Linked DNA regions of Homo sapiens: region 1 is linked to region 2. Evidence: read pairs that join two places in POLR2A ChIA-PET (ENCODE). Cell type or tissue: OCI-LY7. All regions are shown on one strand. Each heading gives the region's core, and the rest is flanking DNA. Links, peaks and the distances in the headings are about the cores only.

What was found. ChIA-PET counts read pairs that join two places held together with the same protein. Peaks named below come from ENCODE experiments on the same cell type or tissue, not always from the same donor. Only the 100,000 strongest peaks of a DNase experiment are listed, where the experiment ranks them.
Region 1: POLR2A ChIA-PET joins it to region 2 with 10 read pairs; 2 of 35 experiments call an interaction of 5 or more read pairs at or near these places.

The regions. Positions count from the first base shown.
Region 1 is chr11:80,400,964-80,416,385 of GRCh38, forward strand. No RefSeq gene overlaps it. Among named protein-coding and RNA genes, the nearest start is that of LINC02720, 350 kb to the right of the region's middle. In OCI-LY7, for the core only: no CTCF peak of the experiment used is centred there; no DNase peak of the experiment used is centred there.
Region 2 is chr11:79,398,198-79,413,619 of GRCh38, forward strand. The region is part of intron 1 of TENM4 (teneurin transmembrane protein 4); the gene reads right to left. It overlaps MIR708 (microRNA 708), which reads right to left and starts at 3,912; the gene lies at 3,825-3,912. In OCI-LY7, for the core only: no CTCF peak of the experiment used is centred there; a DNase peak (open chromatin) is centred at 8,354.

The DNA.
Region 1 (15,422 bases), core at 4,080-9,079, 1.0 Mb after region 2:
TCCACATTTAATTATCTTTCTACATTGTAGTCAATTTTCATCTTTGAACTATATTTCATGAAGCATATAAACATTCGACTTCATCTGAAAGGTCTCTTAAATTAAGCACCAATATCTTGACTCTCTCTGAAGACTTAAATACCACAATTTAAAAAGAGAAATACACTAATACGAAATAGACTTTCTTTGCATAGTCAATGAATCATGCTGGAAAAGTAAACAATGCATTTTGATACTTTTTACCTCAAATATGACTTCAGTCATGGCAGTGACAGGATAGACAGGACATTTCAGTACAATTCCAGATGAGCAGCACCACCCCTTTCCAAATATTCACCTCTAATAGTCATTTTTATTATCCAATCTGACAGCACAGGCCCACGAAGTTCTGAAATTTCTTATTCACAGCTAGTTTAATCTGACCTTTGATATAACTGAATGAGCTGTATAACAATATTGAACAACAAGAAAAATCAACCAAAAGCAAAGAGACCTAAAGTTTATTTAAACCGTATGTCTTTTCTGTTGATAAATGGTTTGTTTCCATATGGCCCTATTAATCATTTATTGATTCATGTAGAAAATATCTATTGAATGTCTAGGGCATTCAGACACTAGAAAAACAATAAAAACACAAGTTGCTTCCCTTCATTAAGCATACAGTTGTAATGGAAAAATAATTGTCAAATACTAATTTTTATCCTGATCATTTCTTCCCCTTTTCATCACCATCCTCAATGTAAGTGGTTAGCACATTCTGGGTTTATTACACATGCAGAAGCGTATCACCAGGCCAAAAAATGGCTATCCATGGGTTTCAAAACTTTTTTTTTCTTTTTTTTTCAGACAGAGTTTCACTCTTGTTGCCCAGGCTGGAATGCAATGGCATGATCTCTGCTCTCCGCAAGCTCCACCTCCCGGGTTCAAGGGATTCTCCTGTCTCAGCCTCCCAAGTAGCTGGGATTACAGGCACCTGCCACCATGCCCGGCTAATTTTGTATTTTTAGTAGAGACGGGGTTTCTCCATGTTGATCAGGCTGATCTCAAACTCCCGACCTCAGGTGATCCACCCGCCTCAACCTCCGAAATTGCTGGGATTACAGGCGTGAGCCACCGTGCCTGGCCAGGTTTCAAAACTTCTAAATCCCAGAGAGGAAGGCAAAGGCCTACCTCTTGCTGTCCCCACTCCTCCACCTGTAGAATCTGGCAAAACATCACTATCTTCTACCCAGAGCCTCCCTAACTAGTATTCCTGCCTCTATCCATGTTGCTTGAAAGTCCGTTCTCCATATGTGGGTAATCCTTATAAAGTTAAGCATATCATGTCACCCCTTTGTTCAAACCCCCTCAGTTTCTTCCCATCAACACGGAGTAAAATCCAAAGAACGTGTAATGGCTGACAAGGCCCTCTACATTCTCCCTCTTCCCTCTCTGAGCTCATATGCATTTCTTCACTGCCTCTGGGTTACTGAAAGGTTACAATATGACAAGCCATCTTCAGAAAGAAGTAAAGATCAGGGAGGAAACACCTTTCTCTGGGGCCATATTCTGTAAAACACGTTATTCTTTAGTGGCTGATAAGCAATTTTAAGTATCTTAGCAAGAAACAAGACAGGAGGATCTTTTTAGCTTTTCCTAACTCTAATCTGTGAATACTGCCTCTGACAGACAAGGCAAAGAAAACTGGACTTTTAGGATGAGAATGTATTCCTTGATTTAGAGATTAAAGTTTAGGCTCTGTATAGACTGTTCCCAACCCATGTTTTTTATATGTTATTTGTGAAATATGCTTTTCTTCTTAGTCCTAAGTAATAAAAGATAGTCCTAGTGTCATACTGGCCCTGACATGTTCTTTCCCAATTGCCATTCAAGCTACCCCAACATGTATTGGCTGATACTCACCATGTGTTAGGTAGAGTGCTAGACACTGGGTATAGAAGAATGAATCAGAGAAAACCTCCACCTCTAAGGGGCACATGCATTCTGCTGGCAGAGGTGGAGCCTTTGGCATCACCACTGCTTTGGTTACAAAGCATTGTGAAAATATCAAGGCCTAGAAATTAAACTTAAGCATGTGTACTCTTAAACAAGTCACTTGACTTCTCTTAGCTTTAGTTTCATCATTCACCAAAGGCTATGTGAGGATTTTATGATCAGTTTTACATAGCGATCCTAGTTTACTGGTTGCACATCATAAGTACTCAAGCAGAGGTAGCTATTTTTCAAATGGATGAGAAGTGTTTCATAGTATTTCTATGACTTCAGACTCCTATGCAGAGCCAGCCTACACATGGATAATTAACTCAGAAATGCTCAGTTTGGAAGCAAATTAAGGCTGAGGTAGGGCTATGGCAGTGGTGGGAGTCAGGAAGTAAACAGAAAGAGTACATGTCAATACAAATTCTAGATCAACTTTTGTGTTTTTGGAGAATGGCTTTATTTTCAACTTTTTAATGGTCTTTTAATATTTATGAAGGTTAGTAAGCAAATCAATTGATCTTAGCCATTATGACAGAGCCAAGTGATATGGTTTGGCTGTGTCCCCACACAAATCTCATCTTGAATTGTAGCTCCCATAATCCCCACATGTGGTGGGAAAGACTCGGTGGGAGGGAATGAAATCATGGGGGTGGGTTTTCCTGTGCTGTTCTCATGATGGTGAGTGGGTCTCAAGAGATCTGATGGTTTTATAAAGGGGAGTTCCCCTCCACAGGCTCTCTTGCCTGCCACCATGAAAGATGTTTCTTGCTTCCCCTTTGCCTTCCGCCATGATTGTGAGGCTTCCCCAGCCATGTGGAACTGTGAGTCCACTAAACCCCCTTTCCTGTATAAATTACGGTCTCAGGTATATCTGTATTAGCAGCATGATAAAAGACTAATATAGTACATTGGTACTGGGTAGCAGGGTGCCGCTATAAAGATACCCAAAAATGTGCAAGTGACTTTGGAAATGGGTAACAGGCAGAGGTTGGAACAATTTGGAGGGCTCAGAAAAAGACAGGAAAATGTGGGAAAGTTTGGAACTTCCTAGAGACTTGTTGAATGGTTTTGACCAAAATGCTGATAGTGATATGAACAATAAATTTCAGGCTGAGTTGGTATTAGAAAGAGATGAGGAACTTTTGGGGAACTGGAGTAAAAGTCACTGTTGCTATGCAAAGAGACTGGTGGCATTTTGCCCCTACCCTAGAGATCTGTGGAACTTTGAACTTGAAAGAGATAATTTAGGGTATCTAGTGGAAGACATTTCTAAGCAGCAAAGCATTCAAGAAGAAGCAGAGCATAAAAGTTTGGAAAATTTACAGACTGAGATGCAATAGAAAAGAAAACCTTATTTTCTGAGGAAAATTCAAGCAGGCTGCAGTAATTTGCATAATTAAAGAGGAGCCAAATGTTAATCACCAAGACAAAGGGGAAAATGTCTCCAGAGCATGCCAGAGACCATGGCAGCCCCTCCCTTTGCAGACCTGGAAGCCTAGGAGGAGAAAATGGTTTCCTGGGCCAGGTCCAGGCCCCACCCTGCTCTATGCAGCTTTGGGACATGGTGCCCTACATCCCAGTTGCTTCAGCTCCAGCCGTGGCTAAGAGTCCAACATACAGCTCAGGCTGTTTCTTCAGAGGGTGTAAGCCTCAAGCCTTGGCAGTTTACACATGGTGTTGGGTCTGTGAGTTTACAGAAGTCAAGAACTGAGGTTTGGTAACCTCCACCTAGATTTCAGAGGATATATGGAAATGCCTGGATGTCCAGGCAGACGTTTGCTGCAGGGGTGGGGCCCTCATGGAGAACTTCTGCTAGGCCAGTGTGGAAGGCAAATGTGGGGTTGGAGCCCCCACACAGAGTCCCCACTGGAGTATTGTCTAATGGAGCTGTGAGAAGAGGGTCACCATCCTGAAGACCCCAGAATTGTAGATCCACCAATAGCTTACACCATGAACATGGAAAAGCCATAGACACTCAACACCAGACTGTGAAAGCAGCCAGGAAGGGGGCTGTACCCTGCAAAGCCACAGGGGCAGAGCTGCTCAAGACCATGGGAGCCTAACTCTTGCATCAGCATGACATGGATATGAGACATGGAGTCAAAGGAGATCATTTTGGAACTTTAAGATTTAATGATTGCCCTACTGGATTTTGGACTTGCATGGGGCCTGTAGCCCTTTGTATTGGCCAATTTCTTCTATTTGGAATAGATGTATTTGCCTAATGCCTGTACCACCATTGTATCTAGGAAGTAACTGACTTGCTTTTGATTTTGCAGGCTGATAGGCAGAAGGGACTTGTCTTGTGTCAGAAGACACCCTGGACTTGGATTTCTGAGTTAATGCAGGAGTGAGTTAAGACTGGGGGACTGTTGGGATGGCATAATTGGTTTTGAAAGTGAGGACATGAGATTTGGGAGGGGCCATGGGTGAAATGATATGGTTTGGCTCTGTGTCCCCACCCAAATCTTATCTTGAATTGTACCTCTCATAATTCCCATGTGTCATGGGAGGGACTGGGTGGGAGGTAATTGAATCATGGAGGCAGGTTTCCCCATGCTGTTATCATGACATTGAGTAAATCTCCCAACATCTCAAGGTTATATAAAGGGGAGTTCCCCTGCACACACTCTCTTGCCTGCCACTATGTAAGATATTTCTTGCTTCCCCTTTGCCTTCCTCCATGATTGTGAGGCCTCTGCTGTCATATGGAACTGTGAGTCAATTAAACCTCTTTCCTTTACAAATTACTCAGTTGCAGGTATGTCTTTATTAGCAGTGTCAGAACAGACTAATACTCCAAGTGTCAAGTCAACCATTTTAAAATCCAACCACTCTTTGTATACAAACACAATACAGGTAGCATATCCCTCTGCTTCTAGCTACTTTACTTGAATTTTATTGAGAAATATCCTTCAGTAAGAAAAGGAAGGAAAGTAAAATTATATGCACAACATATCTTGGTGCAATGGTGCTCTTTTCACTTGACATCAGACATATCTTGAGGCATGTGGGGTACCCACTCTTCTAGATTAGGTGTTTAGGTTTCTCTCCTTTCCAGTGCAGAGAACTTGGGGAAGAGGAAATTTTTTAGCTCCACGCCTAGGCGCAACTCTGAGTGCTTGGTGGCCACCCACTGAACACCCTCACCCAGAGAATTGGTGCTTGTACTTGCCATCAGGGGACCTGTTAAGCCAGCCTGCCCTGTCTGTCACACCCATCTTGGTTCTCCCCCTGGGACTGAGCAGGGAGCTCAGACCACTGTGCACTCTATGGATCTGCCCAATGCCTGAGGCAACAGGGAGCTTCTCCCAGTAAATAATGATCAGGTGTATACCCGTCCACATTGGCCACAGCCTACTCTTACCCATAACAACCTGGAGACTGAATGGTGCAACACGACAGGAAATCCGCTGATATAAGCACACAGCTCTGGGGAATGAGACAAACTTCCTGAGACCACTGACACTTCAGCCCCACAGGAGGCAATGAGCCTCCTCCCATGCCCAGTACATTGCTACTACAACCAGCATTTGGGAAAGCCACCACAAAAAGGCTATCTATAACCAAGGAACTTATACAGACTCTTTGACATTGAAAATGCCTAGAACTGGAGATCTAAACCTTGGCATGGTCCACCCCTAAGGGAAGGGGGAGCACAGCCCACAAAAGCCTCCCTTAGGTCAAAGGAAAACAAGCACAGAACCATGTGCTGAAGGCAGTACCACCAAAGCCCAGAAACAGATGTGGAGAGGGGTTCATCTCCCACCTCCCTACTCCCTGCCTCAGTGCAATGTTGCGGACTCGGCAATGGCTCTTCCTCTCAGGGTCTGAGGAGTGTGAAATGGAAAAGGTCACTTCCTGGGCTTCTAGAGCAGCTCCATCCCCACTGAAGGCAAATGTGCAGGGAGAAGGCCCTTTTCACACATCTCCTTTGCTTCTTCCCCCACCCCTAACCACTTTTATTCTTAAGTACCACCTTCTGGAATGCAGCCTGAATTACACCATCAAACAAAATTCCTACTACAAGCAACGTCTCAGAAAGCCACTGAATAAAACTATTTGCAACCAAGGAATACTTATAAAGCCTTACAGAGCATCCTGAAGCAAAGCCAATTGATTTTACAAAGTATGTTCAACAGTCATACTCCTAAGGAAAAAAATAATAAAATATGAAGCTGCATCCAAATGATAGCAAATTCAAAAAAAGACAGCTTTCTCATATGAGATGAAACCAGTGCAAGAACTCTGACAACACAGAAAGCCAGCGTGTTTCATCACCTCCAAAGGATCCCACTGTCTCCCAAGCAATAAATCCTAACCAGAATAAAATGTTCAAAATTACAGATGTAGAATTCAGAATGTGGATAGCAAAGAAACTCAACGAAATCCAAGAGAAAGTGGAAATCCAACATGAAGAAGCCAGCAAAATGATCCAAGATTTGAAAGACGACATAGCTATATTAAGAAAGAACCAAACAGAATTTCTGGAATTAAAAAACTTACTACAGGAATTTCAAAACACAATTGGAAGCCTTAACAACAGACTAGACCAAGAAAAAGAAAAATTTTAAAACTCAAAGACTAGTCCTTCAAATCAATGTAGTCAGATAAAAATAAAAATAAACAATTTAAATGAACAAAGCCTTTGAGAAATATGAGATTATGTAAAGCAGTTCAAATGTATGACTTATTGGCATGCCTGAGTCAGAAGGAGAGAAAGTAAGCAACTTGAAAAACATATTTGAGGATATAATTCTGAAAAATTTCCCCAATCTTGTTAAATAGGTCAACATGAAGAGATAGGAAATCAAGAGAACTCCTGCGAGATACTATACAAGAGGATCTTCCCCAAAGCATAGTCATCAGACTCTCCAAGGTCAACACAAAAGAAAAACATCTTATACGCAGCTAGAGAAAAGGGTCATATTACTTATAAAGAAAAACCTATCAGATGAGCAGTGGATCTCTTAGAAGAAACCTAAATGCCAGAAGAGACTGGGGGCTCGTTTTTAGCATTGTTAAAAAAAATGCCAGCCAAGAATTTTATATCTGACAAAAACTAAGCTTCATATATGAAAGAGAATTATAGTCTTTCCCAGAAAAACAATTGCTTAAGGAATTTGTCACTACCAGATTGGTCCTACAAGAGATGCTTAAAGGAGTTCTAAACATGGAAGTGAAGTAATGATACTTGCAAAAGGACATGCAATGCATAACCCATGGACCCTGTAAAGCAACTACACAATCAGGACTATAAAATAACCCACTAACACTAGGAATAAAACTTCACATATTAATATTAACCTTGAACATAAATGGCCTAAATGCCCCCACTTAAAAGATATAGAATGGGAAATTGTATAAAAAACAAGACCCATCCTACTCACTATAGGAGACCCATCTCACATGTAACATCACCTGTAAGCCCAAAGTAAGGGGATAGAGAAATATCCATTACACAAATGGAAAACAAAAAAGAGTAGGGGTCACTATTCTTGTATCAGATAAAATAGACCTTAAAATACAAGGTGTGGGCGGGGGGAGGGATAGCATTAGGAGATACACCTAATGCTAAATGACGAGTTAATGGGTGCAGCACACCAACATGGCACAAGTACACACATGTAACAAACCTGCACGTTGTGCACATGTACCCTAAAACTTAAAGTATAATAATAATAAAATTAAAAAAATAAATAAAATAAAATATAGGGAGGCATTACAGTGAAAAGATATTCATCATACCATTATAATGCCCAGCAACAGGAGAATAGTTAAATAAATTCTTGACTCTATTGTGAGGTCTTCAGCCTTTAAAAAACAACAACAACAACAACAAAAAATACGAAAACCACATTACACAATGATAAAGGGTTCATTTCAACAGGAAGATTTAACTAATCTAATTATACATGTAGCCAACATTGGAGCACTCAGATTATAAAGCAATTACTTCTAGAACTAAGGAAAGACTTTGAAAGCCACACAATAATACTGGTGGACTTCAACACTCCTCTGACAGCATTAGATAGAACATCAAGGCAGAAACAAACAAACAAACAAACAAAATTATAGACTTAAATTGACACTTGAACAATTGTATCTAACAGACGTCTACAGAATACTCCCTCCAACAACCAAAGAATATACATTCTTCTTACCTGCACACAAAACATACTTTAAGGTTGACCACACGCATGGTCTTAAAGCAAGTCTCAGCAAATTTTTTAAAAAATCAAAATCATAGCAAGCATTTTCTCAGGCCACAGTGGAATAAAAATATAAATCAATACCAAGAGAAAATTTCAGAATCACGAAAATACAGTGAAACTAAACAACTGACTCCTTAATGAGTTTTGGGCAAACAACAAAATTAAGGCAGAAATAGAAAAGCTCTTTGAAACAAGAGATAATAGAGACACAACATACCAGTACCTCTGGGATATGGCAAAAGCAGTGTTAATAAGCAAGTTTATAGCACTAAATGCCTACATCAAAAAGATACAAAGATCTCAAATTAACAATCTAGCCTTGCCCCTGAAAGAACCAGAAAACAAGAACCCCAAAGCCAGCAGAAGAAAAGAAATAACTAAAATAAGAGCATAAATAAATGAAATTAAAACTTCAAAAAATATATACAGGTCAATGAAAAGTTTTTTTAAAGGATAAACAAGATTGATAGATTACTAGCTAGATTAACGAAAAAAGAGAGAAGATCTAAATAATCAGAATTAACAAAGGCGACATCACAACTGATTCCACAGATTACAAAAGATCCTCAGAGACCGCTATGAACACCTCTATGTACACAAACTAGAAAATCCAGAGAAAATGGATAAATTCCTGGAAACACACAAACTCCTGATATTGAACGAGACAGAAATCCTGAACAGACCAATAAAGAGTAATAAAATTGAATTAGTAATAAACATCTACCAACCAAAAACAGTCCTGGATCAGGTGGATTCATAACCACATTCCACCAGAAATACAAAGAGAAGCTGGTACAATCATTCTGAAACTATCCCAAAACACTGAGGACAAGGGACTTCTCATTAACTCCTTTTCTGAGATAAGTACCTTCCTGACACCAAAATCCAGCAAAAATATACGAAAAAAAGAAAACTACAGGTCAGTATCCCTGATGAACATAGATGCAAAAGTCCTCAGCAAAATACCAGCAAACTGAATCCAGAGGTACATCAAAAAGTTAATTCAAAACAACCAAGTGAACTTTATTCCTGGGATGCAAGTATGGTTCAATGTATGCAAATCAATAAATGTGATTTGCCACATAAATAGAATTAATAACAAAATTATATGATCATCTCAATAGATGCAGAAAAAGAATTTTATTAAATCCAACATCCTTTTATGATAAAAACCCTCAAGAAACTAAGCATAGAAGAGATATTCCTCAAAATAACAAGAGCCATCTCTGTCAAATCCACAGCCAACGTCATACTGAACAGACAAAAGCTGGAAGCATTCCCTCTCAGAAGTGAAACAAGACAAAGATGTCCACTCTCACCACGCCTATTCAACGTAGTACTGGAAATCTCTTCATAGCCAGAGAAATCAGGCAAGAGAAACAAAGGCATCTAATTAAAAAAGAAGAAGTCAAATTATCTCTCCTTACTGGTGAAATGATTCAACACCTAGAAAATCCTAAAGATTCTGCCAACAGACTCCTAGACCTCATAAATGACTTCAGCAGGGTCCCAGGATGCAAAATCAATGTACAAAAATTAGTAGCATTTCTATATGTCAGTTACCTTCAAGTTGAGAACTCAATTAAGAGCACAATTTCATTTCCAATAGCCACAATAAATAAATAAATAAATAAATAAATAAATAAATAAATAAATAAATGCTTAGGAATATACTTAACCAAGAACATGAAAGATCTCTATGAGGAGAACTACCAAACACTGCTGAAAAAAAATGGCAGATGACAGAAACAAATGGAAAAGTATTTACTGCTCATGGTTTGGAAGAATCAGTATTATTAAAATGTTCCTACTACCCAAAGAAATCTACAAAATCAATGCTATCCTTATCAAATTATCAACATCATTTTTCACTGAATTAGGAAAAATTATTCTAAAATTAATACAGATTTACAAAAGAACCTCAATAGCCCAAACAATCCTAATCAAAAAGTACAAAGCTGGAGGTCAATTCAAACTATACTATAAGGCTACGGTGACGAAAACAGCATGGTACTGGTACAAAATCAGTCACACAGACCAATGGAATAGAATGGAGAACCCAGAAATAAAGCTGCACACCTATAGCGATCTGATCTTTGACAAAGTCAACAAAACTATGCAATGAGGAAAAAATCTTCTATTCAATAAATGGTGCTGGGAAAACTAGCTAAGCATACGCAGAAGAATGAAACTGGATCCCTACCTCTCACTGTATACAAAAACTCACTCAAGATGGACTAAAGGCTTAAATGTAAAACCTCAAACTGTAAAAATTCTAGAAGAAAACCTAAGAAATACTTTTCTAGACATTGGCCTAGGGAAATAATTTAAGACTAAGTCCCCAAAAGCACTTGAAACAAAATCAAAAATAGACAAATGGGACTAAATTAAAGTGTTTCTAAACAGCAGCGAAAGAAACTCTCAACAGAGCAAACCGACAATCCATAGAATAGGAGAAAATATTTGCAAACTATGCATCTGACAGAAGACTAATATAAAAAATCTACAAGAAACCTAAATCAGTCAACAAGAAAAAAAAACTTCATTAAAAAGTGGGCAAAGAGCATGAACAGACACTTCTTAATAGAAGACATACAAGTGGACAACAAACATGAAAAAAATGCTCAACATCACTAATCATCAGAGAGATGTAAATCAAAACCTCAGTAAGATATCATCTCACACCTATCAGAATGTCAATTATTAAAAAGTCAAACAATAACAGATATTGATGAGGTTGCAGAGAAAAGGAATGCTTATCCACTGCTCGTAAGAGTGCAAATTAGTTTAGCCCATGTGGGAAGCAATTTAGAGATTTCTCAAAGAACTAAAAATACAACTACCATTTGACCCAGCAATTCCATTATTGAGCACATCCCCTGCTGCCCAGCAAAAAAAAAAAAAAAAAAAAAAAGTCTACCAAAAAGACATACGCACTTGTATGTTCATTGCAGTACTATCTACAATAGCAAAGACATGGAGTCAACCTAGTGCCCAGCAGTAGTGGACTGCATTACAAAAATTGTGGTATATATATACCATGAAATATTACACAGCCATAAAAAAGAAAAAAGTCATGTCGTAGCAAAGGTGGGAAATGGCTGAAAAACATTCTGTTGGACACTATGTCCACTATCTGAGTGACAGAAACAATAGGAGTCCAAACCTTAGCATCACATTATATAACCTTATAACAAACCTGCACATGTACCCCTGAATCTAAAATAAAAATGGCAATTAAAAATATAAATTTCAAAATAAAATAAATCACATAAAATTATTTGCATAGCTTGTCATGTGTCCAATATGTACAAAGAACATTTTTCATAGTCTCCATTAATCCTCAAAACAACATTGTATAATGTCACAATTACAGATGAAGACTCAGGTACAAAGCAGTGAATATGTTGCCACAGGTCGCAGAGGTAAAATGGACCAGACCCAGGCGGTCAGGCGTTCTTTCTTTACGGAGAACTGCCACTTCTTAAGGCCAGACAGAGCTCAAGTCAGATGTTCTGCAGGAGATCCAACATCATTCTTATCACCTACTCTTCAGGAAACCACTTGACTTTCAACTTAGTTTCCTGAGTGAGTACTGTAGCAAAAAATAAACACTGGGAATTCTGGATTGGCCCTTAGTCTCCAAACAGCAGTACCTCCCAGTGAAAAGGCACAGTAGCACCCTGGAAGAGAGATAAGTCTGTTGCTTTAGGTGGTTGAGAGTTCTGGGAACTGATAACGTTCAAATTATCAGCATCTGCTAAGCTGATGATGTCACATAGGTACTTTCACACTTAAAACCCTGGTTTGAACAATTTAAACGGCTTTTCTCCTTACAAGACTTCAGAGCTTTTAATATGTTCAAGTGCACTTCACAAAGTTTTTTGTATTCTTTATCTGAAGAGATTAGCATTCCACTGAAGATATTTTAGAAGCAATTTTAATAATAATGATAATCAAAATGAAAGTAACAAAATAAGTTCTAGTCAGTTTTCTTATTCATTAGTAGTTATTATATATGATAATCAATGTGTATATTAAAATGTAATTATATATTTTATAAAATATATATACATATTCAAGTGTCAATATAAAGATGAGGACAGCAACACCCATAACAGTTACTTATTGAGCCTTATCTACTTGACAAAAACTGTGTTAACTCCTCATCCTCATGAAAATTTTGTGCTGAGTAGCATCAAATACTAAGAAACAATATTACTGATAGGAGCAAGGACTCTGAAGCTGAGCTCCTGCATTTAAACCCCAACTCTGTCTTTATCTAACCTTGCACAAGGTACTGGTCTCCCCATATTTCAATCTCTTCATCCATACAGTTGGTATAATAATGCTTACAGAAACTATATATATTCATCCCATTTTGCAAATGAGGAAACAGACAGAATAAAATTGTCATTAAATGGAGACAAGTGAGAGGCAACTGTCCTTCAAGAAAAAATCTGGATCTTAGAACCAGAAGGCCTAGAACTCAGCTTTGCCAAGCACTAGCTACATGGTCCTTGGCATACAAGGCTTCTAAGTTTCCCTTACAGGTAAAATCAAGTTGATACTTGCCCCCCCACCAGCACATACACACTATATGCCATAAGTGTGGATTAAGTGAGAGAATGAATTGGAAAGGACCCAGCACCAATATTCAGTAAATGTCTGTAGAATCTAAATGTGCCTTTTGTAACATTCTCTCCTTATTAAACTCCAATTGAGAAAATAGTGTATTAAGATAATAATGACAAAAACTGAGGCAGCAAGTGATTGTGTATGTCAAGCACATGTTTCTTTGTTTTCTTTTTCTTTACCCACCAGGAGACACAATCTTCTTTGAAACTGCAAATGCATAGCCACCCTATGAAGACTTCCTAAGAGAATTTCTTTGTTTGAATGGAACTTGCATGTACATGCTTTCCACATTTTACCTTTCTCCCATCCTACTTAACACATACTTTTTTGACTACCATTACTTCTCCTGCTCAATGTATTTTTCATTTCTGTATAGACTTGATTTAAAATTATTTTCATCTCTAGAGATGAGGGGATATTTTTCAATATAAAATAAAAATTAAACGGAGCTCGCTCATGCTTAAATATCTCCCCTGGTCTCAGACTCTACCACTCATCATTTATTAAGTAAAGATTTTGCAACCCGAACATGAAAGAGAAACAACTTTCTGCTCAGTTGCTCAAGACATCATAAATGATTGCTGTGATATCTGAGTACTACTGTTGGTTGTGAGTGCTGACCTCACAGTGAGACTCAAATTTGATTGGTGTCTTCACCTTATCACATTTCTTATTTCTCTTATTTCACTCTTTTATACTGAGTAGGAAGTAACAAACATTTGCCATAGTTGTCCATGAATCAGTATTTGGGCAACAAAATCACTATACAACCCTGCTTTAAAAACTGCTGCAAAATATTTGCTTTTTACATTTGCATTTAATTGCCAATGTTCTGATTTTAGTGGTTATAACTCTTCTATATCTGGCTCTCATTCCTCATTAGAAGGACCGTCTTGCACAATAGTAGAAATTTAGAATTCAATTAATACAGTCACACTCCACAAACAATGGTGATATGATCTGAGCAAATTGGCCCACATGCCAAGAATTAATGAAAAACATTAGAAGCTCAGAGGAAGGAAGAGAAGAAAGAATGGGCTCCTTTCCATTAGTTTGATGGCTTTCTCATAATCCATATTTCATCGGTAACTGGTAGTATTTATGTTTAAAAATCAGATTACATCATGATATTATTGTGGAATCAGAACCATGTTGTAGCTGGCAACAAATGTACTTTGACAGGATTCAGATGAATCATCTTTCCTTGACCCTGCCTTATGACAGTGAACAAAGCAAAGAAAACGAAAGTGATGAAGCAACATGTCAGTGAGAACTGGGTGCAAAGCCATTTTACTTTATTTGAATGTTATGAAAGTGGGATACTCATTGACTTTACGGTCAAATTTACAGGTCTGATTTCCTTGGCTTAGCTCTTTGTTTGTCATGTTGTTTTGCCTTCTAAAAAAGAAATCATATCTAAGCTTCCCATCTAAAATATAGCCAGTATCCTAATTCTCGTGTCAAGGCTGAGTGTTGAGCTTGCACTAATTCATAAGATTTTTAAAGGATTGAAAATGAGACTCAACATGCACTTGTTCTTTGTCAGTCAAATGGGCATGATGTCAGGAAGAGGCCCATGCCCTCTGGACCTCTTTCTTTCTGACTTTTTCTCTCTGTGAGGAAGTCCGTTAGGGTGTGTAACTGGTTTGAAATCTAGGAAGCATCTTAACCATGGTTTAACCTGTAGGGAGTCTCACAGAGTGTTGAAAATCATAACTGCAGACTTGTTTCTAGACTACTGAGCCCTTGGACTGAGAGGCACAGTTGAGAATCGGAAAGGAAAAATTTGATAAATAATAGCTATGAAGAAGTCATCAGATGGCAGATTGAAATGAAACTTAGAAATGGCAAATGGGAGACAGCTGATAAGGGAAAGGACAAGAAATTCCTAGTGATATAAGTGAAGATCAGAAAAATAGTGCAAGTAAAGTATTACTCCGGTCCTTAAGAGTCTGACTTTAGGGGAGTGTCTATGGTGCCACTTCCAGCACATTGTGAACAGATGTTTTCCCGTAGATTTTTAGAATGAGATTTTCAAGAGCTGTGGACCAGAGTAAAAGGACTGATGTAGTGTGAAATTAGAGTTGTAAGTGATTAACAAAATGGAAAGTTTCTGCCCTGTAACTGTTAAATGACCTTGCTAGAGTCTATATTCCATGGTGATATGCAAATATTAACAGCTTACAAGTAGTTAAGCATATCAGATAGACTCTCCATATAAACCATGAAAATTCGATTTCATGCAGGGACATATAAGGTGGCCTAGCATTACTAATGTTGCTATTTACCATCTAACTCTTGCTTCTTTCCTCCTCTAGAATTCATTTTATGTACTCAGTCTACTTTAGAAGATTATACCCCCAACTCCTAACATTTGAGTATCTAGAAGAGTGGCATTAATGTTAAAGGTAAAGACGTTTCTTCAGAGGTTGACAATTTTGAATCAGAACATTCTCGGTAGAAAGGAAGCATTAGGGCCTTCTAATCCTACCATTTATCTGTTGCTTAAATTCCTTCTAGAAAAGTTTTTTTCAATTAAATTCTGCCAGAAATGAGACCACAGGTATTTACATTCAACAGGTATTTACT
Region 2 (15,422 bases), core at 5,739-10,738:
CACCTCATGTGTCCTTTAATCTAGGACAACCCCCAGCACCATGAGTTCAAAATAGAATCCAATAAGAAGAGGCTCAATTTACCTGTGAATCTTCAGGAGCAGCAGACAAGTAGGGGTGGGCGCATCTCACCTGGCTCAGTGGTCAGGTGCTTTTAACAGTCAGCAATGTTCATCCAGCCTTACCTCTCAGGGTCCTGAGAGAGAGCTGGGCTGTGGGCCACTGCAACTTACAAACTGCATGACCCTGGGCAGACCATCTAACCTCTCTATGCTTTGGTTTTCTCATCTATTCACATTATGGAAATACTAACAGTGGTAGCTCCTCTTCACTGAGTGCGGACAGGAATATAAACCACTTGTAATCAGAAACTGCTGCACAAACAAGTGGCTTAGTTTTAGTCCTACCTGGGTTAGGCTACTAAATAGTATGGACCCAATAGAACTTAACATGATCAGGGATGATCACAGAATATATTCAACTGTATTCAATAAATATATTTTGAGTACCTGGCCCTGTGATAGAAGATAGTCAGATGCTTTAAAAAAAAAAAAAAAAAAAAAAGAGTGCCACAGTGTGTTAGGTTCTAAACTGAGGAGATGGAAGACAGATAAGGTATGCTGGGGGCCCAAGTAGAGGCTGGTAGAGTGGACCTAGGGCAGATGGGAAAGCACTGCCTGCCCTCGAGGGGACACTGGAACTGAGGCTTGAAGAATAGGTAGGAATTGGCTAAGTGGACACAGTGAATGCATTCCAAGCAGAAGGAACAGCACAGCCGAGGCACAGAGGCCTGAGCAGGATGGTGTGCAGAGGGAAGTGTGCTAGGCCTGGCTGCCATGCTTCATTACAAAAGAACAGGATTTATTCAGCAGGGAGATGTCACTGTAACTACCCTGTATCATGACTTTCCATAGGCAGAAACATAAAGACAGCCCCAGATCTCACCCACCCAAATGATTCCCAGCATTTTTTGTGCCATTTCTCACTCTGATTAGCGAGCAATTTCCTGAAGGCAAGCCAGTCCACCAGGCACAGAATATGAGTTCCAACTCTTTCAATGAGCAGAAATCTACTGGTTCCATATTCTTCTCTGGGGAAGGAGAATCAGCTGAAATGAGTAGTTGTTTCCCATATTTACATGGGTATTTTCTTCTTATTTGAAATGCTTATGGACAAGGACTAATCTGTTAGGAAGGCAGAGAAAGATTGTGGTCCCTGCTACCATAGCCAAGGAAGAAGAACTGGGGAGTGGGAGAGCAATAAGTTTTTATCAGAAAAATTTAAAACTGATTGTTTGGAATTTGAGAGGAGACCCTAAAATTAGAGAGGAACTTGGAGGCGATCTTGTCCAAGATGCTACTCAAAGCAAGGCTCCCTTATAATACAGCCTGGCTAATTAACAGGCATCGAGTCTTGCTTGAATACATTTGTTTATTAATTTGATAACTTGATGGATCTTAGTTCTGGTGGAAACACATACATTCACATCAAAAAAAAAGAGAGAAACAGAAACATGTGGAATCTTGGAAACAGACGTAGAGTCAAATTTGGCTCCTCTACTTACACAGATTGAATTACTATGACCTTAGGCAAGATATTCAAACCCTCTGAGTTCCTTCTCTGTAAAGAATGGGTTATAAAACCTTCCTTGTCGGTGTTGTTGTGCGGATTAAGTGGAATCATGTATATAAAGTGCCCAGCAGAGTTGGCTGGCACACAACCAACACTCAATAAATGGTAATTATTATTATCTCTTTAGCCCAAACTCCCACCCAAGGCAGAAATCCTTCTTTAAACAACCCTGACAAACCAGAGAGCTATCAAGTCTCTGCTAGAATAAATATTTGTTGATTGATTTGGTAATCAGTTGATTCTAAATACCTGGGAGACACATAAACACACACCACACACACACACACACACACACACACACACACACACACACACACACCCTCCAGGATTATTTCTCCAAGTCTTGTGTGAGGGAGATGCTTTATCAACAAGACCATATCCCCATATCCATCCTGTTGGGTGATATTCAATGGTTAAATTTGCAGCCTGGAGCCAGAATCCAGTCACTGCAACTTTCTGCTCCATGGTCCGCTTCCTTAACCATTTTTTTTTTTTTTAACCACACAGACTCCTTTGAAGACCTTCCCAGACAATGCACATACCTGGAACAAATTGCCTACAACTTCAGGAGTGTCACAGACTTTGTGAAGGGCTTTGTGCCTTCGGGGCTAAACTCCTCTATGCTGGCACATCCCCAAACAAGGCTCTGAAATTGCAAACACTGCTCCTTTCTCCTGACAGGCATCTCTCTTGCCCTCTCCTCCCTGTGCTCTTCCTGGAACTTCAGAAGAGGGATGCAGTGCTGGACTTAAGCTCTGCAATCAGTGCAAATTCCAGTTTCCCCATCTAATGCATCTTTAAGCCTCAGTTTCCTTGCTTACAAAATGGCAATTGTAATAGTGCCTGTGTCACAGAGCTGCTGTGAGGGCTGAGGGGACAGTGCGTGTTGATGCATAGCACAGTGCCTGCACAGAGGAAACACACAATTGAAGTTTGCAATTGTCACTTCTATTCTTATGTTATCTGTTCCCTTGCTCTCCTCCTCCCACAGACATTGCAGTTTGCCATCGTTCCACTTTAAAAGAAGCTCCAGAAGGTACACTCAGCTCCAGAGAACTGGAGATAGCCCTGCATGCCATGACCTAGGTGTCAGGCAGGGGGCACTCTGCCCAAGTCAGACTTGGGACAGCAGGTGGCATATGCCAGACTTGGCCCTGAGAAGCTCTGATTGGGATTTATAAGGCCTATGATTACTAAAAAACAGAAAAATTCAAACTACCGAGTGAAAAATCAGTGGTACAGTAGATTCAAAAGCTTAATAAACAAAGGATCTTGGGGACAGGAAATAATACAAGGGATCCATGGAGGTATAACATTTGAGAATTCTGGTGTCCTTCACCTTTTTGTTTTCCTGCCTCCTTCCCTCCCTCTCTTCCTTTAAAGAACAAGCATGTATTGAGCAGTTATGTATGCAAGCCTTGTGCTAGGCACTGGAAATGAGAGATGAATAACCATGATTCCTGCCCTCTCGGAGCTCACAGACTAATGGAAGAGCCGATTTACAGAAAGAACACAGTGCAACAAGTTCCCCAACAGGGTAAGCACACGTGCTGAGGCTGTCTAACCCCGGAGCCTCAGACTCTTTGAGATGCAAAGGAATAAACAATAATTCCCAGAAAAGGTGACACTCAAATGGAGACCTGTCAATCATTTTTATTAGGCATTTTTGCTGGTTACAAAAGTAATAAATACTTTTTGCAGGAGATTTGGAAAGCACAAGGGTGTCAGAAAAAGAAAACGTCAATCATTATTTTACCATTAGAGGCAACCACTAATACATTCTGAAGCATTTCTCTTTCCATCTATGTACTTAACATCAATGAGTTCATCATGTCTATACATTTGATAGGCTCCCCAGTTTACTTAACATTGAAACATAAGCACTTTTCCATCAAGCTCAGTCCAAATGAGTGACCCCTGGATCTTTGATCTGGGGGACCAAGTCCAGGAGCCTGGAAGCCAGGGCTGGCCCAGAGGAGATATGACAAGCTGGGTTTTGGTGAGCAGGTTGAGTTGGCAGTGCTGTGGAGCATTCCACCCGGGGAGGAACACTGAAGATGCTGGAGAGCTGGGTGTGGCACTCAGGAGACAATTCAGGCCTAGAGGGTCCTCAGGTGGTGGTTGACGCCATGGGGATGGATGAGATCCCTCAGGGAGGGTGTGCAGGGTGAGAAGAGAGATGACTAGGGTAAGGTCCCTGCCCTCTAGAAGCTCACAGTCTAGTTGTGTTCATGTGCAAGTCATTTACCCCCAGCTAGATTGTAAGCTCCTTGAGGGCAGTTACCATTTCACACACAGCAGTCCCTCGCCAACCATGGGGGTTAGGTTTCTGAAAACCCCTGGGGCAGGAGAAGTCAGGCTTCAGGAATTTAGGACCTTATTGGGGAAAAAATAGGGTTAGGGGAATGAAGTCACCAGTGAACTTGTAAAATTATTATATTTTTACATAATGAGAAATGACAATGACAACATATTCAAAACACTGAATATCAGTGACACAAATTATCAACATATTCTTCAATTAACAACATTTTACAACTTATTTTCATGTACCATCTATCCCTTTAGTAGAGCTTGCCCCTTCACAGCTACAACAATATGCTTGTAAATTCACTTTTGCATTGCTGGAAAAAATACACTTGCTAAGAGTCCTTTTCTTATGTGTGGTTTCCCATCCAATTATTCAATGCATTTTGGTTTTTATAACTCCAGGCTACTGACACCTGTCTCTTGGTCCCACCCACAAGTGCAAGCACACACCTACATCCTAACAGGTAGGAGTGTGTTTCTGAGGTCTGATCCACCCCCTCCCACTCTCCTCTCTTCCCCAATTTTACTACAAACACCTCTCCTCTGCAGCCATTTCACCTACTTCCCTCTTCCCCAACCTCTGGGCAGATTTCATCAGTTCCCCCATAGGAATGAGCAAAGACTCCTGACCTTGGGATTCTCCAAGGCTTCTGACAAAGTATGCAAACATGAAGTTGTCAATATTAGAATTTGGTGTCTTTCTTTGGTAGACACTAGCATATCATTCACTCACTAGCTCATAGTAGGTACTCAATAAATTCTTGTTGAACTGAGCAATTTCCAAAGTAAAGGATGTGGACTTTTTTTTCTCTTTCCCCATTCACTGCTCCAAATGAATATTAAACCTTCACACAACATAAATATTGAAATATTTGTAGGCACATTTTATTTTCCCTTCTGGCAGGTCATGATGACAAGAGGCAGCTAATAGATGCAATCTATCTGCATTCACGAAGGCAGTTTTGAGTTCCACATGACATGCTGTCAATAGAGTCAAAAGATATGGCCCTTTAGTGAAGGAATTCTCCATATTTTCCAGCTCAGACCACTTGGATAAAGGAAAACACCTACTAACCAACGATTCTCCCATGCACATTTATGACAAAAAGGTTGTCGCCATGACTAAATGGGAGGACTAGCACTGTTTTTCATGAGATATCAACAAAACCATGTCTTTTAAATGAAACAATAATCAGTTACATTTATACAGCACTTTACATTTTACAAATGCTTTCAGGTACATTTTTATCTCACTTTTTCTTCACAGCAACTCTGCGAGGTAGTCAGAGAAGGCACTGATAGTTCCATTTTGCAGATGAAGAAACTGAGGCTTACTCTAAGGAAGGGACCAAAAGGGGCAACTCACTAGTCAAATTTGATACCCTTTCCATCTCCCATCACTGTTCTGTTGCCAGTTGGGTTACAATGAAAAACACAAAACTAAATTGCAATGCTGTTCCACTGTCATGTAATTGCCAGTGCCCAAGAGGTAGCCCACCCCTCGACACTCACATTCTCCCATTCCTCCCACCCCCAGTTGTCTTCCCTCAACCACTATCCACTCCACAAGTCAGTACCCAGACTGGCACATGAAGAATCTGAGTCAGTACCAGAAATGGCATTCAGCACTTCATGCATAGAAGCAAAGCTATGAGGCCAAAAAATCCGGGGGGTTGAGGGGGGTGGTGGGGGTGGTTCACCAGTCTTATCTCATTTAATCCTCTGCAAAATACTCACAATGATCACCCTTTCAAAGATGCAGAAACTGAGGCTCATCATGTGTATTAGCTTGGCCATGGTCACATGCCCAGAGAATGACAGTCAGCATTTGAACCCAGCTTCAGTTCCTGGACAGCAGGGCAGTCCCAAGAAAGCACTTCACTGGCTCAGAGCCACATGTGTTCCATTTCAGCCTCCCAGCTCAGAAGGACCTTGACCCTCCGCTGAAGCTGCTGCCCTCATGGCAAAGCTTCTTACAAAGGGTCCTCATCTGGACTAAAGCTGGATCACCTGACATAATAATTAAGCCCCAAACAGCCCCAAATCCTTTGTGGAAAAGAAAATCTGCTTTTTAAATGAATTCACACAGACATTTTGGTTTCAATTGCAAAGAACCTAAAATTTCCAAACAAGGAAGTGGGGATTCAGTCCACTTATTCATTTCACAGGATCTTTAACCAAATGGCAAAGGGGAAAAAGCTCAATGAGCACAACTAAGAAAACATAAGGGTTAAATTTTATGTGTGGCTGCAGAGAAATTTAAAAGCCAAGTTGCAGAGAGAGAAAGTAGACTAGAGGCTGCCAGGGGATTGGGGAAGGGGAAATGGGGAGTGACTGCTGAATAGGTACAGTTTCCTTTTGCTGTGATGCAATGTCTTGGACCTACATAGAGGCGATGGTTGCACAACACTGTGAATGTTTTAAACACCACTAAATTGTACACTTTAGAATGACTAGTGGTTAACTTTATGTTCTGTGAATTTTACCTCATTTTTTTTAGAAAAAGACAATAAAAAGAATGTTGCGTGTGCTGAGCAAGGAGTCTGACAGATAAAAGATGCCTCAGGAAGTGTTTATATGCACAAATGATTGGAACATACCCACCTGCTCAACATTAAGATAAGAGTTAGTTATGAAATCCCAAGACAAAATACTGTATATCTATTCAAAATGATATATATGGGGAATTGTAGAGCCGTAGAGAAATGTTTATGGTACAATAGAAGACAGCGGGGGGTGGGGGAATAGTAGACAAAATAGTAGACAAAGAGGACCAGATGAAGCTTGTCCTCTTGTTCCTGAACCTGTGGATATGGAAACTCCTAGCACAGGGAGTGTGCAGCACCAGAGAAGACTGTGTGCACATGTGCATTTGTTGACTTATGTCACTCTGCATGCCTGCGTGTGTTTATGCAACAGGCAGAGGGGAGGAACTTCAGAATTACATTTTTTACAGCTTGACTCTTTGGTTTAGTAAATTGTTATGCCTTTCAAATTCACTAGTAGTAATAATGAGGAAAACAATAACAACAATAACATTATTATTATTATTAACATTATTATTATGCAGGTACTATTTCTTCCGAGGCTTATGAGCTAGGCACCCTCATAAGTGTCTCTCATGCATCATCTCACTTACTGCTCACAGCAACCCATGAGAAAGGAACTCTTCCCAATTTTCAGTGGGGGAAACTGAGGATCACAAAGTTAAGGACTTCTCCAAGGTCTCACATTAGTCAAGACAGAAACAGGATTTTAATTAGGTCTGATTGATGCTCGTCATTTGACAGGAAAGGGAGAGCATAGTCAACATTTAGAATTGTAGAAGAAGGCTTAGAATGTAAAAAAAAAAAAAAAAGACATTTTTTGAAAGACACATAATCACTTTAGCTAGAAATAACAACCAGTAACACTCTAACATGTTTACTTGTAATTGTTTCTATGTCTTTTACATAGTTGAAATAAAGCTATAGATGCAATTTTGTCTACTATTCCCCCCACCTTCCATTGTACCATAAACGTTTCTCTACATCTCTACAGTTCCCCATATATATCATTTTGAATAGATATACAATATTTTGTCCAGGGATTTCATAACTAACTCTTATCTTAATGTGGAGCAGGTAGGTGTGTTCCAATGATTTACGCATATAAAAATGATGTGGTAAACATTTTTGTCCATCTAATTTCTCTGAATGCATTGTGATTTCAAAAAAAAAAAAAAAAAAAAAAAACAACTAGCTCCTAGATGTGCTCTTAACTGCATGTCCTTATCTGGAACTCCGGATGGGCGAGAACCCCATCTATGGAGGTGTCTACAAATGCACACATCTGGCCCTGCCCCAGAGCTGGGACCAGAATCTCTACGGTGATCTCCAGGTTGGAGTGGGGGCTCACTTTGATGGTTCCAGCCTTAACCACCGCACCAGGGCTGATGTTTCTTGGCCTGACTGTGCAGACATACAATCTTGACCAAAGACAAGGTTCTGTTCTCCCTACACTGTAGCACCCGAGACTTGCTGACAGTCATTGTGGCATGAGGCTCCTTCCATCTTTTGGATTTCTGCCACACCCCCAGCCTATCTGCTCTATTATTAACCTAGTGCAATTTTTCTTCACATTCAACTGACTCTTTGTTTCTGGAATCAATTTATTTTAAAAGGAAAATGTATCTCATTATCTTAAGTGAAAAAAACACCATCTTTTCATGAATAGAAAACAAAAAGGTTAAAAAATGAATATGATGAACAAAACAAGGTGAATACTGTTGCCTCCTCATCCAAACTCAGGTCTCTGTTAAACAGGGAGATGAACAAGCATTGGCGAGGTATTAAATACCTACCAGTGCCAAAATCAGGCTTTCTCCTCCACTAAATCAGAAAGATTAAAGAGGAAGTGAAACAAGACTTTCTCACCATGTGATCCAATGTTACTTAACACCGTGCTTAGGTAACACACGCAACCATTTGGTCCCAGTCCCCCGTGGAAAACACCTATCTAGTCCAGCCTTCTCCATTTACACAGGAATAAAAGAACCCAAGAGTTAAGCGTCAGGCCTTTGTCACATCTAAGCCTGGCAGCAAAGCAGAATGGAGAATCTAGGTCTCCTGGCTCCTAAGTCTTATTTGATAATTCTTTAAAAACTGTATTTTTAAAAAAATATGGGCAGCAGAGTATACAGGGAGAGAAATATATATTTACTCTGATCTTTCCTTATCAGATCCCAAAGCATATTATGATAGAAGAGGTTAAGGAAACAAAGCATATCTGTATCAAAAGGAAAGCAAAAAAATTTGATCATCAAGTAATTATTGACAATCTACTTCTGTGCCAGGCTCTATGCTCTGTGCTGGGCCCATCAACAGAGAACAAGAGACAGTTTCCTGCCCCTGACCCCCAACCTGTCAGTGTATGGGGCCAATATTTGGACTAGAAGTGGCCTGTGTGGACTGATCATTCACTCAATTCATTGCTCCACGAATATGTATGAGTACCTAACTATGTGTCAGATTTCCATAAATAATTTTTATGGGAATATTGATGGTCTCTTCCAGACAGTTACTCTGATCATTCTACTTACTGCTAAGAGTCAAACATAAGAATGGCAGGATTTAAAAGTTAGGTCAGTTATAGAAAACTGTTTTATAAAACTGATGCTGGACGTCTTAATGAGGGATATAATTTAAAAGCATTAAACAGTTTAGAAACTGTTACTAATAATAGCTAACAAGCAAACCAATCATGTAATTAGTAATAATCAGCTAACATTTGTTAGATATTTATGATATGCTTGATATCGTGCTAAGCACTTTCGCAGATCCTGACTCAATACTCACAAGAATCCTGCTCATCTGCAATACACAGACTTGGAACCAAGGCTTACAGAGGTTAAGTAACTTTCCCAAGATCCTGCTGCTAATAAGTAGCGAGACCTAGATATAAATCAGGATAGGTGACAGAAAGTTAAAACCTCCCAAAATGTAAAAGACATGCTTTCTAGAAGAAAAATATACATTTGTTGAAATTTGTATCACTTTAATTACATTCACAAAGAAGAGGGGAAAATTTTAACCTCCTTCAAAGTTCATCTACTAGTTGAACTCTTTATCAGTAGTTAACAAATGGGTGAAGATAGTGTTTCCCAAACTTTTCTGTGCTAAGAATCACCTGGAGGGCTGGTTAACAGGAATTGCTGGGCCTCATCCCCAGGGTTTCTCATTCAGTAGTTCTAGGGTGGAACCTGAAGATTTGCATTTTTTCTTTTTCTTTTTCTTTTTTTTTTTTTTAAGAGAGTCTTGCTCTGTCTCACAGGCTGGGGTGCAGGAGCATGATCTTGGCTCACTGCAACTTCTGTCTCCCAGGTTCAAGTGATTCTTCTGCCTCAGCCTCCCAAGTAGCTGGGATTACAGGCACCGGTCACCACGCCCAGCTAATTTTTGTATTTTTAGTACAGACATGGTTTCATCATTTTGGCCAGGCTGGTATCGAACTCCTGACCTCAAGTGATCTGCCCACCTTGGCCTTCCAAAGTGCCAGGATTACAGGTGTAAGCCACCATGCTGGGCCAACCACTGCGCCCAGCCATCTTTCCTTTTCTTTTCCTTTTGGTTAAAATCCTAGAGAAAAACTTAGGAAAAACTCTACTGGATGCTGGCCAAGATTTGCATTTCTAACAAGCTCCCAGGTGAAGCTGATGCTGCTGGTCCGGAGACCACACTTAGAGAAACGCCAGGTTATGAGTTCGTGGGCTTTAGAATTAGACAGACTTGGGTCGGAACCTTGATTTTTCCATTTGCTTTATGTGCAAGTCACAGAGGCAGAGCTACTTATCTAAAAAAGAGAATATCACTATTGAATAAAATCGTTTTGAGGATTACATTAAACAAGAATATGTAACCTCTGTAATAATCTCCCAAATACCTGGCATATACAGGTATTCAACACACTGGCTTTGTTAATATTATTGACAAACAATCCACTAGGAAAAATGTCTAATAACTTTTCCACTACATGCTTTATTGGAGATGGAAAGGAAGAAAATTGCATTTTGGGGGATTGTGATATTTCCTCCCAATAAGTTTGTCTTTTTTATGCATAAAGATGTTAGAAAATGGTGGCTGATGAAAAAGGAAGGCATATGCAGTGGAAACCCATCAAAGCCAAATGCCAGGAGTTGAGAAGGGCAGCTCTTTTCCCAGCACCCATCAGGTGGTACAGAAGGACTTGTAGGCAAAATTAGAGGTGCTTGATGGGATCTGGGCTCAGTGGAAGCTCATAGCAGAATTAATAATTATCACATAACAATATAATTGCATGGCCTTTTTAAGGCACTTTACTGTTGAATGGAATAAATAAGAAGTATTAAGTTCTCCTTTTGGTCTTCCTTTGCCTGAATTATAAAGTGTTGTCTATGAGGGATATTTTGTGTGTGTGTGTGTGTGTGTGTGTGTGTGTGTGTGTGTGTGCGCGCGCGCGCGTGCGTGCACGCGCACGCACATGCGTGAGAGTTAGTGGTTTTAGAATAAGCTGTAGAGATAAATTTTGTTGTGAGCTTCTCTTCCAGAAAAAAAAAAAAAGATTATACTAAGGAATAGAAATTGGCATTGGAGCTAAAAATAGCTGTGTGGTAGAGTGGTGGGAACACTTGGGCACATTTTAGAGCTGTTTAGGAGTGTTTAAAGCATTTAAAGGTAGATTCTGGGGCATAGAGCAGGACTGAAATCATCTGATGAGGCATACATTTCTAAGGCTATTCACAGGTTCATAAGAGTGAGGCATATTTGTGTGACCCAGTGGAGAAGGGTTAAAATGGAATGAGGGGCGGCAGGAATCCAGCGTGGCTAGGGAATTTCACCAGCTGCGCCTTTGCTGATGCACTTTAACTCTTGGAGCTGCAGGTTCCCATGAAGGAGGGTGGAAGAATAGCCCCCCCGGAACCATTCTGGCTGCTCCATAGCTGCCCCCTCTAGTCCAGGTCTCAGCTCAAATGCAGTCTGCCTGACCACGCACACCAGCTGTAGCAGACACTACGGATGCCCTCAACCCACCTGCAGCCTCCATAGACTGCTTCCACTCCATAAATGCTTCCTAACTCAAGTCAGACACATATTTCTCTGCTTTGGGACTCTCTGGAGGTGGAGGCTCCACAACCAATGAGGAACATCTGTAGGTGGATACATACCCCAGCTTTCTTGGCCCCTGATGGAACAATAGTCCAGCAAATGTGTCAGTGTCCCTCTGAGGGTCCCAGCAGGAATGAGCTCTAGTTGCCCACAGTGGTAACCTAATCATTAAATTACCCTCTGTTTACAGGGGTATCCAATCTTTTGGCTTCCTTGAGCCACACTGGAAGAAGAACTGTCTTGGGCCACACATAAAATACACTAAAATGATAGCTGATGATCTAGAAAAAAAATAGCAAAAAAACCCATAGTTTTTAAAAAGTTTACGAATTTGTGTTGGGCCGCATTCAAAACCATTCTGGGCTTCATGGAGCCTGCAGGCTGCGGGTTGGACAAGCTTGCTCTATTAGCTTCCCTTCCTTTCCCATTTCACTTCCTTACTTTCTCAGCAGGCTTCCTGGAATCACCTTGCAAATTGTTACCTACACTCAAATCCTTTTCTCAGGGCTTTAGGAAGAACCCAAACTAAGACAATATCTAAGGTCCCCAGCACCTCTCCAGTGCTCCATCATACCACACTGTTTAATTTCCTCTCTGATCACTTTCTGAACTTACTTGTTTCCTCTTCTCAGTTCTCCACAAGGGCAGAGAGACTGGTTCTACTGCATCCCCATCACCTAGAACTGTGCCTGACTGGGGCTCAATACATATTAACTGACTAAATGACCACTTTGAAATGGCTTCCTCCTACAATTGTTTCTATAAACAGGAATTACACTATTATCACTTGATATCAACTCCATCTTTTTCCCAGAATATAGTCCTGTCCTAACACATATGTATGAACAGGCAGAGAAGTGTATATGAAAAGAGTTTTGGAATTCAAAGAGCTGTGACTTTGGGCAATTTATTTGCCTTCTCTGACCTTTCCTGAGGCCATCTCAAAATTAGGAATAGTATTGCCTGCCTGATGGGTTTACAGTGAAGGCTAGGAGCTTAGGAGATGTGAAGTGCCTGGTACGTGGTAGGCATTTAATAAGTGTGAGTTTCTTGCTTGCCCGTTTCTTTCACTTACCTTCTCTCTAAACCTCCATAGTAAGTCCTGTACTCTACAGGGAGGGTTCTTTGAGAACCTTTCTCCATGTCGGGCCTACCTCTGTCCTTGTTAATCATCCCTGTGCCCCTCTACACACACATACACACACACACACATACAAACACACACTCAAGTGGATATGGTCACTCATTACAGGGCCAGCACCCATATTCTCTACTAGCTTGTACTTTCTGCTTCCATGTGGTAGATCCTGGCCCTTCTATCCAGGCTACTTGGCCATTTCACAGATAGGAAAAGTGAGGCTCAGAGAGGGTAAGTTTAAAGCTTCTGGGCTAGTAGGACACACAGACTGCCTGACTCCTGAACCCTTGATCTTCCCCAGGCCATGGTATTTTCATTAGGCTCCCTAGAAATCTAGAGGCCACAGTGGCTGTGACTGAGTATTGTCCTAAAAGCCTGCTGAGATGTGTAGCAATATAAACCCTTGTGCTAAATGGCTCTCCCCTTGCTTTTGTTTGATGATAACTAATACAATGCCCTAGGCACTATCCCACACAAACTCTTCCAGGGGGTATTATTAGCCCATTTTACAGTTGAGAAAACTGAGACTCAGAACATGATAGAAGCGATTTGCTCTCCAGCGTGAAGCAAGTAAGCAGTAGAAGCAAGAATCAGGACTAGGTCTGTAAAGCCTATGCTGCACTTAGGCTACACCACCCTCCTGGCCTTGCGCTGCAGCCTTCCTCTCTTCCCCCTTGTCATTTATTGCATCTTCTTGGTGCTCTTCTGCTACAGCCCTTCTCCCTCCAGTCTTTCTTTCCACCAAAAGCTGGAAAGAGGGACATCCAACAGATTGCAAGCTCCTTGAGGTTTTGGGGTTTTTGGTTTTTGGTTTCCTCTATCTCATCTCCAGGCACAGTTGTAAGCTCAGGAAGAATTTGTTCAATGGAAGTGATCAAAGCCTTAACAGAGTGGATGGGATGTTTCACTTCTCTTCCAACTCTAGAAGGCTACTCCTCTGATAGTCCTATTTCAGCTCTGTCAATGTGTGAAGACAAGTATTGGGCAGCAATTCAAACCACTGAACAACATTATTAAACATCAACAAATGCTCATCTTCAAGAGGAAATTCTATGGTAGTGGGAGCCGATATTCCTGACTCCAGCTTCACAAAGGAGTCTAGCAGAGCACTGATGCTTGGCTCAGCCACAACCACAGAGCTGCACTGGCTCAGCCTTCCTGTTAGAAGTCAGGCCCTGGTGGCCAGGCCTGGCATGGACTGGGTGCCACCACCAGGACAGCTCAGGAGCCCTCCCGAACACCCCAAGAGGACACAGCCTTCCCAGCTCTGCTAGCAAGTTAGCCGGTTGGTAAAGCCCAAGAGCATTCTCAAGAAGCATCCGCATCACTGAAAGCCTGCCACGTAAGGATAACCAACAGGCTGTGAGATGTCAGGCCCCAGGAATGGCAAAGATGGCCAGCTCCCTCATGATGGCCCAGCTGGGTGACAGACCCTCTGTTGTCTGTAAGCCCAGGACAGCCTTAGCGACAGCCCTCGTAAGACAGTTGGGGTCCACCAGTTACCAAGTGATTTCCCTGACTTTGGAACACCCAACCCCATTCCACACAGAGTGAGGTGGCTAACAGTAGACTCTAGAGCTGAATTATCTGGAATCAAGTCCCAGCTCCAACTTACTACCCATGTGACCTTGGATAAGTCACCTAACCTGTCTATGCTTTGGTTTCCTCACATACGAGGTAGGAAAAGTAACAGTCCTTACTTCCTAGGTTTGTAAGAAAATTAAATTCATTATTTATAAAGTGATTAAAACAGCACTATGGCATAAAAATACTTTATAAATATGTATCAAATAAATACTCATCCCATCTCCCAGTAACTTCCAACTACTAACCTCTTGGAAAACACTCCTGATTATCATGTTTTCGTGCATGCATCCATTCATTCATTTATTTTTTCTTCTCCTATCTGCTCCCATAACATTCTGTCTTACAACTCTGGATCACTGCAGCCTATTCCATGAGCATCTTCTTTGCACCACAGCCAGGCACTGTGTCAGTATTAAGAATGGAACTAGACAACACTCAGTCCAGAAAGGAAGGCAGACACAGATATGAGTCACTACATAACAAAGGCAAGGGCAGGTGCTAGAGGCACCCATGGTGGGTACCTTTGTGAAGCATTAGTTACAGCATGTCCTAATGATGTGGTAATAACTAAAGGCCATCAAATCAGGCTACTGCAAATAAAAACCTATTTATTTATGTCCACAAGGGCAGGTTCATTTTCAAAGGGCTGTAACCAAAAAATAGAATGAGAATCAGAAAATGAAGTCAGAGTAAAAACACACATTCTGGGCACCTTGTGTTCCAAATCTGCCCTCATTTCATCACATAGGATTCCCAAATCTCCCAGCAATTGTCCCCAGTTCCCAAGGTGTCTACAGGCTCACACTCCAGGCTGCGCACCACTCCTTTGGGAAAACTCCCTGCTTCCTAAGAAGCTGGCTGTGGACTGCAGGTTTCAGCTCCTTGGACTCCATAGCCTTTTCCAGCAAGAAGCTAGGCAGCTCTGCCTTTCCCTTTCCCCGCCTCCCTGGCACGCTCCATCCTGACACAGAGAGTCCAGCTCCTCCTACTGATTGGTCAGCAGACATGAGAGAGAAGACACAAGGTTCCCATGAGACCTTCACGGCCAGCCCCTAACAGCTGCCTCAGCTGGAGAGGGTTGTTTCACTCTAATTTGCAGATGATTCTAGCTCATGAAAACTGCTTATTAGGAATG